2 separate regions of the Homo sapiens genome follow, and region 1 is linked to region 2. Evidence: chromatin loops called from intact Hi-C (ENCODE). Cell type or tissue: OCI-LY7. All regions are shown on one strand. Links, peaks and the distances in the headings refer to the core of each region. The heading gives the core; the rest is flanking DNA.

Region 1 (7,645 bases), core at 1,422-6,421, 280 kb before region 2:
AAAGTTATTGCTTTCTGACGGACATTCTTATGTGAAAATGGCTTTTGAGGGTTTGGGCTGTTAGAGAAAGGCAGCAAAAAACACAATGCCTACTAGTACAGTTTGGTACCACCAATGCTTTTTACCATAAGGACAAATGTCAACTAGTGAAAAAGGCAACTAACATCTTAGAATTATTATGAAAATGATTGTGAACTATTTTGTGAAAGCCCTAAAGGAGTCTTAAGCATCCCTATGGTACATGGACTGCACTTTCAGAACAACTTCTATAAGCGATAAAGAGCCATTTTTTTAAAGAGTTTTAAGTAACCCACGCGGGACTTCTACAATGCAAGATTTTATAGAGTGATAACGCTTACAGTTGAGTATCAATGGCCTGAAGACATAGTGAGGATTAAGACTTGAAGGAAAGCAACTGCAGTAAGGAAGAAGCATGGGGACTGGAAGGAGATAGGTTAATGGGTTAGAGGCTTAGGTGACAAGAGTAGAAGACGGAATTGGAAGTGGCTAAGGTACTGTCTCTAGGCTTCTTTACTGAGGAGGAAGATGGTACCATTCAGTGAATTTGAGAATTGGGGAAGGAAGAATAAATGGGGATGAAGAAAGGAATTCAGGATAGTTTGTAGTCTACACTGAAGTTCAAACTGAGAAATCAAGTATGTAGCTGGTCTGTGGAAGAGCCCATTTTCATAAGGCTTTATTTCAAGCTTGTGTAAGAACAATATCCAAGCCTAACAGGTCTAGGGAATAGGATGGGGAGGGCACAATGGCAGAAAAGTTCTGGATTAGAATGTAATGTGGCATCTGTTCCCTCCCAGCCCCATGAATTTCCAGATATTTATGTGTTTGAGTTTTTAGAGAAAGGGAATGCAGGGAAATGATTAAGGAGCTGTTTCAAAGAAGGGCTTTGTAATATAAAGGGGGCACTGTATTAATTAGGGAAACATCAGCTGTTGTAACGAAATCTCGATTGTTTACTACACAAGAAGTTTAGTTCTTGCTCAAGTACCAACATGAGTGTTTCTGGTTGGCAGACAGCCTTTTATGCAGTAATTCAAGGAATTATGCTCCTTTCCTCTTCTGACTTTGCCATTCTCCACAGTACCTTGAAGTCTTTTGATCCAGCTGGCCGATAGAGTGCAGAAAGCACAACCATTTCTTAATTATCTTGGCAAACACTAGTCATATGGCCCTACCTAGATGCAGGGGTTGTGGTGAGAAATTTAATCCTTGGTGGGCAGTTGCTTCCTAGCAATAAAAACATACTAGAGGAAGAAATGCATGAATAGCTGGTATATAGTTTGCCATTTCTTCACACAGGCACATAAAGCAGGTTCACAAGTGATAAAGTATGACATTACTGAGGACATAAGAGAACTTTCTCCATTTCTACATGAAATGTGACATCAATCTTAGCACCATGAAGGCTCCCATACTTTCTGGCATTTCCTCTTGGGGAAGCAGCAGAGATGATGATGCTTGATTAGAGATAGTTGTTCTATGGACAAGGAAGTAACCAAGCAGATTCTTATGGGTAGAGGGGAGTCTGCTTTTTAAAAAACAAACAAAAAAACCCACATGAGATATCTCTAGAAGAGTTTCAGAAATATTAGAAAGGAATTTCAATGGAGAATGAAGCCCTGTGCAAACATCTAGGGTAATGGCCAAAATAGGCTATTTGACCTATTATAATAATGAAAAATAGGCTATTAATGTAACTCTGATTCCATATGTATTTACAGGGTTAGTATGAGGGAGAGATTTGGATTATCAGTTTCAGACACAGTGAGTTTCATGTGCCCATGGAACATCCAGGTAGTAATATGTAGGTTACAGAAGATATACATCTCAGGAGAAAGTTCTGAACTAAAGATAGAAATTAAGAGTCACAACACAAAGGCATCAGCTGATGTAAAAGGAGTAAATGAGATCATGAAGGTACACAGTTAAAAAAAAGAGAATTTTATTTTTATTTTTAAACATCAAAAGAGAATTTTGAATTCATCAGCTTTTGGTTCTAAATATCTGTATTACCAACATTACCTATAACATATGTGCAATACAACCAAAAACAAATCTGCACTATCACTGCAAGATCATGTACTAATCTATTAAACATTTTAAGTGCTTTTGACCATGTTGTCCACTTGTAGATACTCAAAGTATACTGCAGCAGATAAATGCTAGTTTCATGTCTTACTGACATGCCTTTAAAATGTTTTTTGAAGGACTCATGAGTTTTGCAACTCACAAAGCACGCAGCTGGACCTTACTACTAAGAATGCATTTAACTAAAATCTCTGCTAGCATTTTTTTCCAAAGTAAAACTAAACATAATATTGTAGAAGATGTGAAAAAGGTTGAAAGTAAATTATTCAGGAAGACATTAAAAAATTTTTAATGCACATACTGGTGGAAAAATAAAATAGGAGTAAATTATATATAAGCTTTGTAATTCAGCTAAAATATTAATTTTGATATTAAACTGGTAGGAATAATTCAGAGATTTCCTTAAATTCTTAGCACAAGTCCATACTGCCATTAAAATAGATGTGCTTTGATTGTTGAAATATCATACCAAGAAGATTAAAGCATTTTCAAAATCAAGAAATGCCAGAACTGTCTACAAAGCTAAATTATTTTCACACTTCAACAACTGCACCTGGTGCTCCACTCACTAGTAAGTAAAAAGAATAAGAAGTAACTAGGATTCAACTCCAGCTGGGTTTGGGTATCATTAACGAAAACCTAATGCAGCAGCTGTTGAAAATTAGAATTAGCAATGCTGAAAACTTGCTATTATTTTACTGGAGTTTGATATGCATCATATTCTAAAGCAGTGGTTCTCAAACTGAGCATGCATCAGAATTACTTGGAGCATTTGTTAAAATACAAATTCCTGCCTTCCCACATTCCCTAGCTACTAATTCCAAGGACTAAGAATTTGCCAGTCCAGTTCCCAATGCTGATATGATGGTCCAGGAACACTTTGAGAATCGGTGTTCTAGAGGGCATTTCTGTTGGCTTATTAAGAAGACAGATATAGAATATTATCTTTTCCATGTAACTAATTAATTGTACCCCATTAATTGGAATTTTAGATGTACCTTAGATCTGTGAAAAACAACGTAATGGTATAAACTAGTTGTGAGGGTATTCTGGTCATCACATCCATTACCCTTTAACTCATGGCACTGATTCTATTGGACTAACTGGATTTCCCATCTTCCTCACTGCTCGCCACCAACCACTACGTCTCCTAAGGCTAGTCAGTTCCTCTTTAAAGCATGCTGTACCATCATTATGGAAAGCACAAGTGAAATGTTTACATTGTTCTTGAGCATAAACTGTTACAAAACCCTGTGAAAATGCAACATTAATTAATTCTGAATCATGGTCATTGCCCCACACCCTTTTAAACTGAAACCATTTTTGGGGTACAACCAAGAATTCAAGAACCATGTTAAAGATATTCATCTAGGAACATTCACGTATATATGAAGAAATTCTGATTAAACTACAAGTTCCAGTCCTGGCTTACTAGTTAAAAACTGAAGTTCAAGTAGATTGTACACTACCCATTGTTAAGACTAAAAAAGTGAGTTAAAAAAAAATTTTTTTTGAGACAGGGTCTCGCTCTGTCACCTAGCCTGCAGTGCAGTGGCATGATTAGGGCTCACTGCAGCCTCGACCTCCCAGGCTCAAGTGATCCTCTCACCTCAGCTTCCGGAGTAGCTGGGACTACAGGTGTGCGCTATCATGCCTGGCTAATTTTTGTATTTTTTGTAGATACAGGGTTTCAGCATGTTGCCCAGGCTGGTCTCAAACTCCTAGGCTCAAGCGATTAGCCCACCTCAGCCTCCCAAGATGCTGGGATTACAGGTGTAAACCATTGCACCTGGCCTAAAACTTTTTATATTTTACAGCTTTGTATCTTCTGAGAAACTGTTATAGCTTTTCAGTTGAATTTGTATTTTTCATGAATCTTTAAAAATTAGTCACAGGTATTAATATTCTAAAGATGTTCTTTTTTAAACATCGATTTCCAAAAACTGTCTTCCTTTGCATTTGTCTTGTGTAACAAAAAAGAACCATTATTCAGGATCCTGTAAACTACAATTCTTTACTAGTGACACTTCAACATGCCCACAATGCAATGATAATTGATATTCTCAATAATGACCAGTAAAATGCTGGACAGTTGTTATCAATCGACAAAAACTAATGCTTGACCATAATTTGAGTTTTAATTGTGTTTTACTGAATTTTAATCATATGAAACAAGTGTAAGAAAAAAATTCTCAAGTAGAATATTCTTTATTTTGCAGACTACTGAACATTTACTATACAATAGACATTTTAATATCTACTTTAAAATAATTTGTTGATCTTTACATACCCTATATATTAGCTTTTTAAATCCATTAATATTTTTGGCTTATTTTCCTATGCCAGAAATAAAATTATGATCATTATGAAAAGGTATGGGTTGATAAAATTAATGGGGATAAGGCAAAGTAACTCAAAACTGTTTGTTCTATTGTGAGTTACTCTGCCTCATCCCCATTAATCTATTTGAATTAGGCAACATAAATTTAAGTACATTCTAATTGAACACTGGAACCAATCAAACCACGAAAACTGAAAAAAAAAAATCATGTAGAATTAACGTGACTTTTTGGGGGAGGAGAGCATAACTTGTTTAAAAGCTACTTCTTTCTCTGAAAGAAAGGTGATGACCATTATTACCCAGTATACAGCAGACACACAAATTTGCTTAATAAAAATAATATAGCATACTAAATTAAACCATATGGGAGACAGAGTTCTTCACTCCACAATCTAAGAAATATTAAAAGGAAGTGAAGGATAATGTTAAAAGTGAAGGTTTGAGGTGATTTGATCTCTACTAACCTAATGTTACATATAGCACAGTCAAAGCTAAAGCTCCATACATGTCAAGACTGTTTAGTATAATATTCTAGGTATATCACACCTGACTAATCCTCAGAGGTTTTTTCCTGTAATGGTGCCAAGACTCTGTAGGAGAAAGTGATAGTGGCAGAAAAGTCAGAGATTAAAGTGGTCAGATAAGTAGGGCAGGACCATGATTTCTGACCCTAGAGTAATCTAAGAATCACATGGAAAGTTACATTACCTTAAAATAGATTACAGGGTATAACAAATTCCATGGGACTGGGGAATCTGTATTTCTTAAAAGCTCCCAAGGTGATATAAGAGCAAGTAGTCTAAAATCAATAACAAACAGAAGATATTAGAAAGCAACACTGGAGTCAACATTTGTTGACTCTGGTTTGTGACCCTGTGGGTACCATTCTCCATTTTACCCTTTTATAGCTAAAATTTTACAGGAGTCTCTGTAGCATAATCTCTCATATTTGGAGGCCATTTTATTTCTAATGTAGTCCCAGTTTACTTCCCAATTTTGGCTTTTTCTTGGTGGCCTAAGATAACCTAGAAATAATAAGTCTAAATAAAACAAAGTTCGAAAAATAAAGAAAATAGAAATTTTAGGAATAAGATTACTTGATGGGATCTATCAAATTATTCAAATTCTTAAATCTTAATTTATAATTACTAACATTTATATTTGCACATTAAAAGATAATGTACTAATTATCAGGATCCATACACACCATAGAAAAGGCTGAGATTGTCAGACTAGATAAAAAAGCAAGATTCAACTATATTCTGACCACAAGAAAACCACTTTAAATGAGAGAAACATTAAATAACTTAAAAGCAAAAGGATGAGAAAAGATATATCACATTATCACAAATCAAAAAAAGCTGGTGTAGCCATATTCATGACAAATGGATTTCAGAGTAAAGAATACTGGCAAAGATAAAAAGGATCATTTCATAATGATAAAGGGGTCAATTTATCAAAAAGACATAACAATCCTAAACAATTTTGTACCTTTATAAGAGAGTTTTAAAAACATATGAATTAAAAGCTCACAGGAAAAACAGACAAATCTGCAAGTATAATTAAAGATTTCACCATCATGCTCACAACAATTGATAGTAAACAGAAAATCACTAAGATACAGCAAATTTGAACAATATCATCAACTAATTAGCCAATTGGCATTTAGAGACCACTCCATCCAGAATGCAGATACACATTCTTTTCAAGTGTACATGGAACATTTGATAAGACAGACCATATTCTCAGTCATAAAACAAGGTTCAAAATATTTGAAAGTACTCAAATCATACAAAATATATTCTCTGACTAAAACAGAATTAAATTTAAAATAACAGAAAAGACATTTGAAATGTCCACAAATACTTGGACTAAATAACACACTTCAAGTAACCCACAGGACAAAGAAAAAAACAAAAAGGAAAGTAGAAAAGCATTTTGAACCTAATAAAACAAAAACATCAAAATTGTAAGATGTAACTGAAGCAGTGCTTTTAGGGAAACATACAGCACTACACGATCATATTAGAAAAGAAGGCAGTTCTAACACCAGTGACCTAAACCACAGCTAGTTCTTTGTGCCAAAAATAAATAAATAAATAAAAATAAAACTGATAAACTTCTAGCCAGACTAATAAGAAAAAAAAAGGGAAGATACAAATTATTAATATCAGAAATGACAAAGGAGAGAATACTACAGACAATAAAAGAATATTATAAGCAACTGTAGCCAATAAACTTGATAAATTGCTAAATTCCTTGAAACACAAAAATTAACGAAGCTCACAGATAGCTAAACAGAATAACCTTTTAAATCTATTAAATGTATAGATAAAAAACCTTCGCACAAAAAATGAAAACAAATCTTTCTCACAGATAAACAAAAGGCCCAAATGGCTTTAGAAAATTCTACCAAACAAAAAAAATACCAATACCAAAAATACCAACATAAGAAAACATCAACACAAACTCTTGAAGAAAACGCTTTCCAGTTGAGTCTCTGAAGCCAGCCTTTGATACCAAAATCAGACATGAAATCCCTTATAGAGGCAAAAATTAACAACATTTAGTGAAATGAAAGGACAATTATCATACCTATGTAGTTTATCCCAAGGATACAGATTGGTTTAACATGCAAAAGTCAATGTAACTTACCTTATTAAATAAGCTAAAGACCACGTATTCATCTTAATACATGCACATAAACAAAATCCAACATCAATTCATGATAAAAATCTCAGCAAACTGGGACTAGAAGCATGATAAAAATCTCAGCAAACTGGGACTAGAAGCATGATAAAAATCTCAGCAAACTGGGACTAGAAGCATGATAAAAATCTCGGCAAACTGGGAATAGAAGGGAACTTCCTCAAACTAATAAAAGGATATCTGTAAAAATGTTCAGCTGGTATCATACTTTACTGAAAGACAGACTGGATACTTTCACCCTAAAACCATGAATGAGGCAAGGATGTCCACCCTCATCAGTTTTACACAACACTGTCTTGGAGGCTCTAGCCTGTGCAATAAGGCAAGAAAAAGAAAGGCACACAGATTAGAGAGCAAGAAGTAAAACTGTCTTTTGTCACAGACAGCATGACTGAATGCGTAGAAATTCCAAAAGAATCTAATAAAAAAGCTACGAGAATTAATGAGTTTAGCAAGGTTGCAGGATATAAAAATCAATATACCTAA
Region 2 (7,645 bases), core at 1,824-6,823:
GTTAAGACATAGAAAACCTAATTAACTTCCTTAAGATAAAATAAAATAGTATAAATTCAAACACAGGCATCTTGTTCAGAACCTAAACTTTTAACCACTATGTGATAATTGCTCTTCTCAGCATGTGTTTATTTACTCTCTGTTTTCCCTGTGTAAGTGAAAGTTCTATTACTTGTTCACTAGTATATCCTGGAACTTGGCCTGGGGCCTGGCATCATCAGGGCCCAATAAATACTTGTTTAATAGATAGCAATGTGGGTAGTGCAACGGGAAGAACAAGGCATCAGGAGTCAAACATACCAGAGTTTGTTACATGGCCACTTACCAATTAGGTGATTTTGGGTAAGTCAATTGACTTTGTAGTGCAGCCATTTTTGTAACTGAAAAATGGAAGTTATTGTGGGAATTCATTGCAAAAGTGTGTTATAAACTGCACTTGGTATAAATGTGAGTCATGATGGTTTCTTATCTCTGGAAGGTAACCAGAACATGATTCTTTCTACTTCCAAAAGAAAAATAAGGTAGAGGCTGTGATCAGAAAAAAGTCACTTCCTGCCTATGCTGACTAGGCCTCCAGGATAGGCCTGAAATTCTGTTAGGTCACGAGACTCTTTGGCTGCCCAAAGAGGCCTGACTTAAGTGCCTAAGTCTGTGCCTGCCTTTGGGAGCTCTGCTTAGGGTGTGAGACTCAGTGTGTCCATGGGGAGCTAATGGGCTGAATCCAGGGATGAAGCCAAGCACTGGGATAGCTCTGCAGCAAAATCAGAAAATGGAAGTGAGAGAATTGTGAAACCACTGTCTGCACTCATCCCTACGGCCACCTAACCCCAGGAGAGGTCTCTGCAGAACAAGGTGCTGTGGGTTCTCTTCTCTCCATCCATCATATTTTAACTGCCTGTGTGCCACTGCCTCCTGCTCAGACATGGGGGCAAGCCCAGGATGAGCATGTAACTGTAAGGAATGACGGGATTAGGTCCACCCTGAATCACGTTAGGAAAAGCAAGAAAACAAATCCCAGAAAAACATGGTTTCAATCTTGTAAAGCCTAGAAGTAAGGCTAGTTCTTCAAACTATTTCTTGACTATGTCTACAGGTATTAAGCTACTTATAAGCTTGGCGAGATTAAAAAATAGATGTTTTGTGAAAATTAAGAAAAGAAAGTGGCACCTCTCTGAGCCAGAAAGAACATGGTAGGAATTAGTAATGCTTTTACTAAAAATGTTGGTTGCCCAGTTAGAGACCATGGGAAGTTGCAGACCCAGGAGGTCTGGCTTTCAGAGAGTTAGACGGCACTTCCTGAGGGACATGGAGAGAGAAATGTAGCTGGATACAACTGTCTGCCAGGCCTTGGGTTGATCGAAATATTAAGCTACATAAGCCCAGTTCTTGCCCTCAAGGAGCCCTTAATTTAGTGGATTTTTATTTAGATTAATTCTAAGAAGTAAAAAAAACAAAACAAAACAGAAGTGTATGGATTAAGGAATAGTTAACTGGGGTCCTGTTTCTAGTAAAATGCTATTCAATCTTAAAAAACAATCAATGGTAAGGAAACACAGCGAAGGCATGACAGTCAAATTTTTAGGTGACAAAAATCTTGGAGGACTAACTCAAATTTGAATGTCTGAATCAATACTTTAAATATGTTTTGACAGAATCAATTAAGTCCAAGTTGAACCTAACTTAAGTTCAAAATAATTAATTAGGTGAGTAGACTGTTAAGCAAATTTGGGCTTAAATTACACTTTAAAAAAGTAATGTCGGCCGGGGTTAGTGGCTCACACCTATAATCCCAGCACTTAGGGAGGCCAAGGTGGGCAGATCACCTGAGGTCAGGAGTTCAAGACCAGCCTGGCCAACATGATAAAACTCTGTTTCTACTAAAAATGTAAAAATTAGCTGGGTGTGGTGGCACGTGCCTGTAATCCCAGCTACTCAAGAGGTTGAGGCACGAGAATCGCTTGAACCTAGGAGGTGGAGGTGTGAGTTGAGGTCATACCAGTGCACTCCAGCCTGGGTGACAAAGCGAGACTCTGTCTCAAAAAAAAAAAAAAAAAAAAAAGCAGTAATGTTGCTTTAGTCAGCCACAGACTTAATATGAGCCAGAATGAGTTTGCCACAAACATGAGTGCAACCCAAGGATGGAATAATAGAATAATAGAAGTAGCGTGTCCAGGACAAGTGGTGTACCACCACTATTGTCTGTTTTGGTCCATTCTTGGTCTAGAGTCTTTTTTTTTTTTTTTGAGACAGAGTCTCACTCTGTCACCCAGGCTGGAGTGTAGTGATGCGATCTTGGCTTACTGCAACCTCCACCTCCTGGGTTCAAGTGATTCTCTTGCCTCAGCCTCCTGAGTAGCTGGAATTACAGGCACGCACCACCATGCCTGGGCCTAAAAAGTCTTCATATGACTCATTTTAAAAAGGATGTTTGGCCAGTCGTGGTGGCTTACGCCTGTAATCCCAACACTTTGGGAAGTGATGTGGGTGGGTTGCTTGAGCTTAGGAGTTCGAGACCAGCCTGGACAACATGGTGTAACCCCGTCTCTACAAAAACTAGTGGTGCCTGGTGGTTCATGCTTGTAGTCCCAGCTCTGTGGGGGCCTAAGGTGAAAGGAATGCTTGAGTCTCAGAGGTTGAAACTGCAGTGAGCCATGAACATGCCACCACCCTCCAGCCTAGATGACAGAGTGAGACCCTGTCTCAAAAAACAAAAAAAAAAAAGAAAGAAGAAAGGGAAAAGGATATATTCATAAGTTCTCTTTCCCTTCACAAAATTTGTCTTCCATTTTTGTAAGACTGTTGAAAATGCATTGAGAATTTTTATGGTCATCCAACTAGAAGAGCTTTAAACCATGACCAAAATTTAAGGTCTAGAAGCCAAAATAATCATGCATAATGAATTAGTCTTTTATTTCCTGGACCTTGTTATGACATTCCGTAGATTTCACCATACTGTTCTTGAATTAGATGCATGATACAATGTCGTCTTTCTTCAGTCTTTTCTTTAGCTCATGATCTCTGCAGCCCTGTAATTGTGTATATTCCTTTGGATATTGTTATCAGCCTCTTTCTCTTCATTTTCTCCTTGAGAATTCATCTACTCCTGTGGTTTACAACTTCTTCCTTCTTGGATAACCTAGAAACCTGTAGTTGCACCTCGGGTTGCAACTTGGACTCCAGTGTTGTATTCCAACTATTTAGGGAAAAGGAATACAAGATAAGGGAGCTAAATTTTGTTTAGAGCATTTTACCTAATTCCCACAATAACCCTGTTTGGTTTGGGCATTAGCACTTTTCAGATGTGGACACTGGGTCACAGAGAGCCCAAAGTCAGAGTTTCATGGAATAATAAGTTGATGATTTGCACCCTGATCTTCTGGCTCCTATTTCAGGGCTCTGTCCACCATGGCTGCCTCTCTTTTGTATCTTATGGTCTGTATTTGGCATTTATTATTCACTCCATCCATTTACTTATGTAGAAATATTGCATGCCTACCATATTTCAGGAACTATGCTAGGGATGGGGGAATAAGGAAATGAGCAGGACACTGTCCTTTCTTTTAGAAGATAACAGGCTGTCAGAGGAGGTTGAAAAGACAGATGACTGCACGAGGTGATAAAGGCCCTGATCTTCTATGGAATGCACTGTTTGCCAAGATAGCTGGGGAGGCAGTCAGGGAGAGATATTTCATGAGGTTTTGAATGAGGAGTAGAAATTTGGCTTCCCATTCCAACAGGGCTGTGCCTTTTATTTCACTTTGCAGGTTTATATGTCTTGTCTTCCTCCCTACCACAAGTACAGGCATAGTAGGCCCTCATACTGTTGAATGACAGCTACAAACAGGACTGAGGCTATAATGCAACAAAATATCCATACTTAATTCTTAGGTAAAAATCACAATATATCAAAACAGATTTCCTATCAGAACAGTTATCAGCATGAGATAGTTCCTCCCTACTTTGTAAGGGAAGAAATTATATAGTGGTGAGATTTAATGGCTCATTTAAGGTCACACAGCATTTAGTGTCAAAATCTTGAGCAGGGTCTGCTCCTCGGACTCCCTATCTTGTACCTTTCAACATCTGAATGTGACCGACTCTTCCAGAATAGCTGGAGACAGAGCCTGAGCAAGAACAGAACAGTGTTTCATCGCTGCTGGTCAGAGGAAGAGTCCACTAAAGTGCATCCAGTATAGAGATGCTAATGGCCTATTAGGATCTTACAATTCTGGCAATTTCTTACCACCCGGACATTAATGACTACAATTAATTATTCACCTCGATCAGACTCTGGGAAAACCTGCCAGGTGCTGTCCTACCCTATGAGAAACCACCTTACTGCCAAAGAGGAAAAGGTTGTTTTTTTTGTCCCTGAATTCACAGAGGGGGAAGCGGTTCTTTTTAATAGGTCTGGAATCTGAACTTTCATAAAAGGCACCTTATCTCCTGACTTTCTCATATGTCTTCATCTGTTCTATTGACTCTCTTTGATGGAATATACCAGCCGGCGCTACAAAGTGCTTTTTAATACTTTGGTAAACAGTTGAGAGAGAAACCTCATTACAGATAAAGTGAGAAGTGAAGTTGGACAGCCCATTTATCTTACTCAAGATGAAGTAAGGGCTGTTGCTCAATTAGGCTAAAATAAAATCTCTCATGTTTCCTTCCTAATGTCTTGTTTGGGGGCAGGGGTATGGGGGCGGGGGAAGTGAGTGGCAGGATGAGTAAGCTTCTGAAATATTGCCCAAGAATGTGACAGGCATCGGGGGAGGGAAATGAGCTTCAGCAGCTGCTCCTACAGCAGTCACTTTGCATTGCTTTCTGCCAGCAGGAAGCGGGGGCATGAGATAGCTAGGAGTCAATCAGAGACAGCCAGCTCAAGTCCTTCTTCAGTCCTGGCCACCCCACTTTCATTAGCAGCCTCAGAAAGGAAAGGGGAGGAGGGGCAGATGGCAAAGGATTATTGGTGGGGCTTTAGGAAGAGGAATTGAGAAGAGTGAATTTGATCCAAATCTAAAATGTATAAAGATTGTACACCTGCTCTTATTCTTTAGTCATTAATCATAGCGGTTTGTTGCTGTTTTTTAATGGGGATGGAGGGGGACAGAGGGAGTGCAGGGGTTGGGAAAGGATGGTGGCAGTGAAGGAGAATGAGAAAACGTGTCTTGTTGCCCTGAGCTTGCACCTGGCTCTTCCTCAGTGTGCTGTGCTGGTTGATAGAATGTTTTCATTTTCTTTTCCCCTCAGAGACACATGTTTATTCTCTTAAAATGGGGAAGATCCCATTTTTCCTTTCAGACTGTTTAATCTGAAAGGAGAAGATCTCGGCCAGGAGATACCTTGTTTCCAGTTTGAATCAGATCAAGTTTACCCTGAGAAGTCTGAGATATGTTTTACAAAGGCAGATAGAATGAAGGCCAAAGTTCTGACTCATTAATTTGATATTTTAGATGTTGTAAGTACAAATACTCCCTCCTAAGCTCAGGTACTAATCTTGTTTTGTATATGATATCCATGGTCATTAGGACTTGTAGTCTACTCTTTGTACTGTGACTTCAGAAAATGTTTATTTAGATAGAAAGTACAAACTACCCTTTCCTTCAAAACTTTTTTGTGAGCCTTAGAGAATCATGTACTGAGGTATTGCCAAATGGTGTTTTGATTCAGCTCCTCTGATTAGGTCATTAAAATAAGAAGATTTCACTTCCTCTCCTTCAAGGATAACCAAGAGCCCCAGGTTGGAAGGAGAGCAACATCCTTGTCAGCTGGCCTGTAGCGCAGTGAAGACCACAGCTATCACCACTACATCAAAACCAAAGTCTGAGAGCACCTGCCTGCCCCAGAAGATTCAGAATCGTGCCCCAAATCTGCCTCTCTCAAGAAAAAGATAAAATGCTCAAAGATCACCTAGAATACTTTACCCATCGTATATAGTAGAGCAGGATGAAAAATCTGGGTTGATTTATGGAGTGGTAAATAGTCCCTTGTTGACAGGATAAATTTGTTTAGAATTTTGATTTACCAGGAATGTGCCATGAAGCAAAGCTAAGAGGCAACTGGGAAGTTCTTCAAGCAGGTATTAGATTTGGAAGTGAGAATTTAACTTGGATGCTTGTCGTTGTGGCTAGAGTTGGGCAAGACCCAGAGAGGGGAGCCAAGTGATCAACTCCTAATACCTCTTTTAGCCACTTTTTATGTTAGGAGATTTTACAGTCCTTTTCTAAGACTTTCAGCAGCCTAAATCACTAGGAAGGTGGTTAGCCTGGCAGCCATCATAACTGAGATTGTATGTGTATATACCCTGGATTTACCTGTAATCTGTGAGCTCTTCGAAGGCAGAAATACTGTGTTTTTCTTTTGTTTAGTAGGTGCACAAAGTGTAATAACTGTGGCTGAACTGAACTCAATGGACTGCTTGGTGTCCTACTGCTGTAGACTAGAGCAGATACAGCATTTTCCAAGTTTCCAGCAAGTCTAGTAGGACTTCATAAAATGGCAGGCTGAAAATCAACCTGCAACTAGTAGCATATTTTACTAAAAATACTCCTGTCTCTATAGAGGGGTGTGTGGTCTTTGTGGGGGCAGGAAAAGTTACTAAGATGTTTCCACAGGTTTATGTAAGACTATCCAACTCCAAATCCAGTTTCTGTGTTCACCAACCCACCTGAAACTACCAAGGTGGTTATCTAGACACCTTTCAACCAGGAAAAAGATGCCCAGGCCAGGAATTTTTTTGAGAGAGAAAGAGGAGAGAAGCTAAAATAAGTTTTCACAGCCTCTTCATTCAAGAAATTGAGGTTAAATAGAAGGCATAAGTTCTAGTATTTGATAGCCATTCACAGTAGTGTTCACAGTAGGGTGATTATAGTTAATGATAATTTATTGTATATTTCAAAATAGCTAGAAGAGACTTAAATGTTCCCAACACAAAGAAAGGATAAATGTTTGAGGTGGTGGATATCCTAAATACCCTAATTTAATCATTATACATTGTATGCATGTATCAAAATATCACATGCACCTCATAAATATATACAATCATGTATCAATAAGAAATTTTAACTAAAAATGATTACATAAACTAAACTACAATTACATAACCACAGAAAACTAGCATGAAAGTGGTTATTTACTTTGAAAAAAAAAGAGAGAAATTTAGAACTTTATAAAGGAAATAAAATGAAAATAGGCCACAATGAACAGTTGACACAAAGCTGAGAGGAATTGAGTACATGACCTCGAAGGAGTCTCCTAAAACTAAGAGGTGGGTCAGAAAGCTGGCAAGCTCTAATGCTTAGACTCACACAAGTCCATGTGTGAAATTAGACTTTTGACCTCCAGGCAGTGGTCTTCAACCCAACGGGAATGCCCACCCTTGGGAGGAGAGCAAATGACTTTCCATGAGGCCCTTACATTTCTTGTAAGGAAATTAATTTTTATATTCTCAATTTCCAACTGTACTTTTTCCTAAGATTGATCTGCCAAGTCTGTGATTGGTTGGCTCTTCCCACCTCCTTTTAAAATTCCCTTTTTTATTAATGACAAACAAACCTCTCATCCATTCTAAATCCTATTAATGTGGATTTCCCAGGGCACAAAGCGAAGGGACAATTCCAGGATGCCTTGCTCCTGAGGGGAGTCCCAT

Evidence for each region. A loop is a pair of places that touch in the nucleus more often than their neighbours do. Peaks named below come from ENCODE experiments on the same cell type or tissue, not always from the same donor. Only the 100,000 strongest peaks of a DNase experiment are listed, where the experiment ranks them.
Region 1: a loop joins it to region 2, with 1.8 times the contacts of the local background. A loop is called at or near these places in 1 of 110 quality-filtered maps.

What each region holds. Positions count from the first base shown.
Region 1 is chr1:87,048,230-87,055,874 of GRCh38, reverse strand. All of the region lies in intron 1 of HS2ST1 (heparan sulfate 2-O-sulfotransferase 1), which reads right to left. Among named protein-coding and RNA genes, the nearest start is that of LINC01140, 78 kb to the left of the region's middle. In OCI-LY7, for the core only: no CTCF peak of the experiment used is centred there; DNase peaks (open chromatin) are centred at 2,224, 2,684, 3,264 and 3,724; H3K4me3 peaks cover 3,979 bases; H3K27ac peaks cover 5,000 bases.
Region 2 is chr1:86,771,593-86,779,237 of GRCh38, reverse strand. No RefSeq gene overlaps it. Among named protein-coding and RNA genes, the nearest start is that of SH3GLB1, 71 kb to the right of the region's middle. RefSeq lists an enhancer at 4,427-5,626. In OCI-LY7, for the core only: no CTCF peak of the experiment used is centred there; DNase peaks (open chromatin) are centred at 4,787 and 5,747; H3K4me3 peaks cover 2,174 bases; H3K27ac peaks cover 3,259 bases.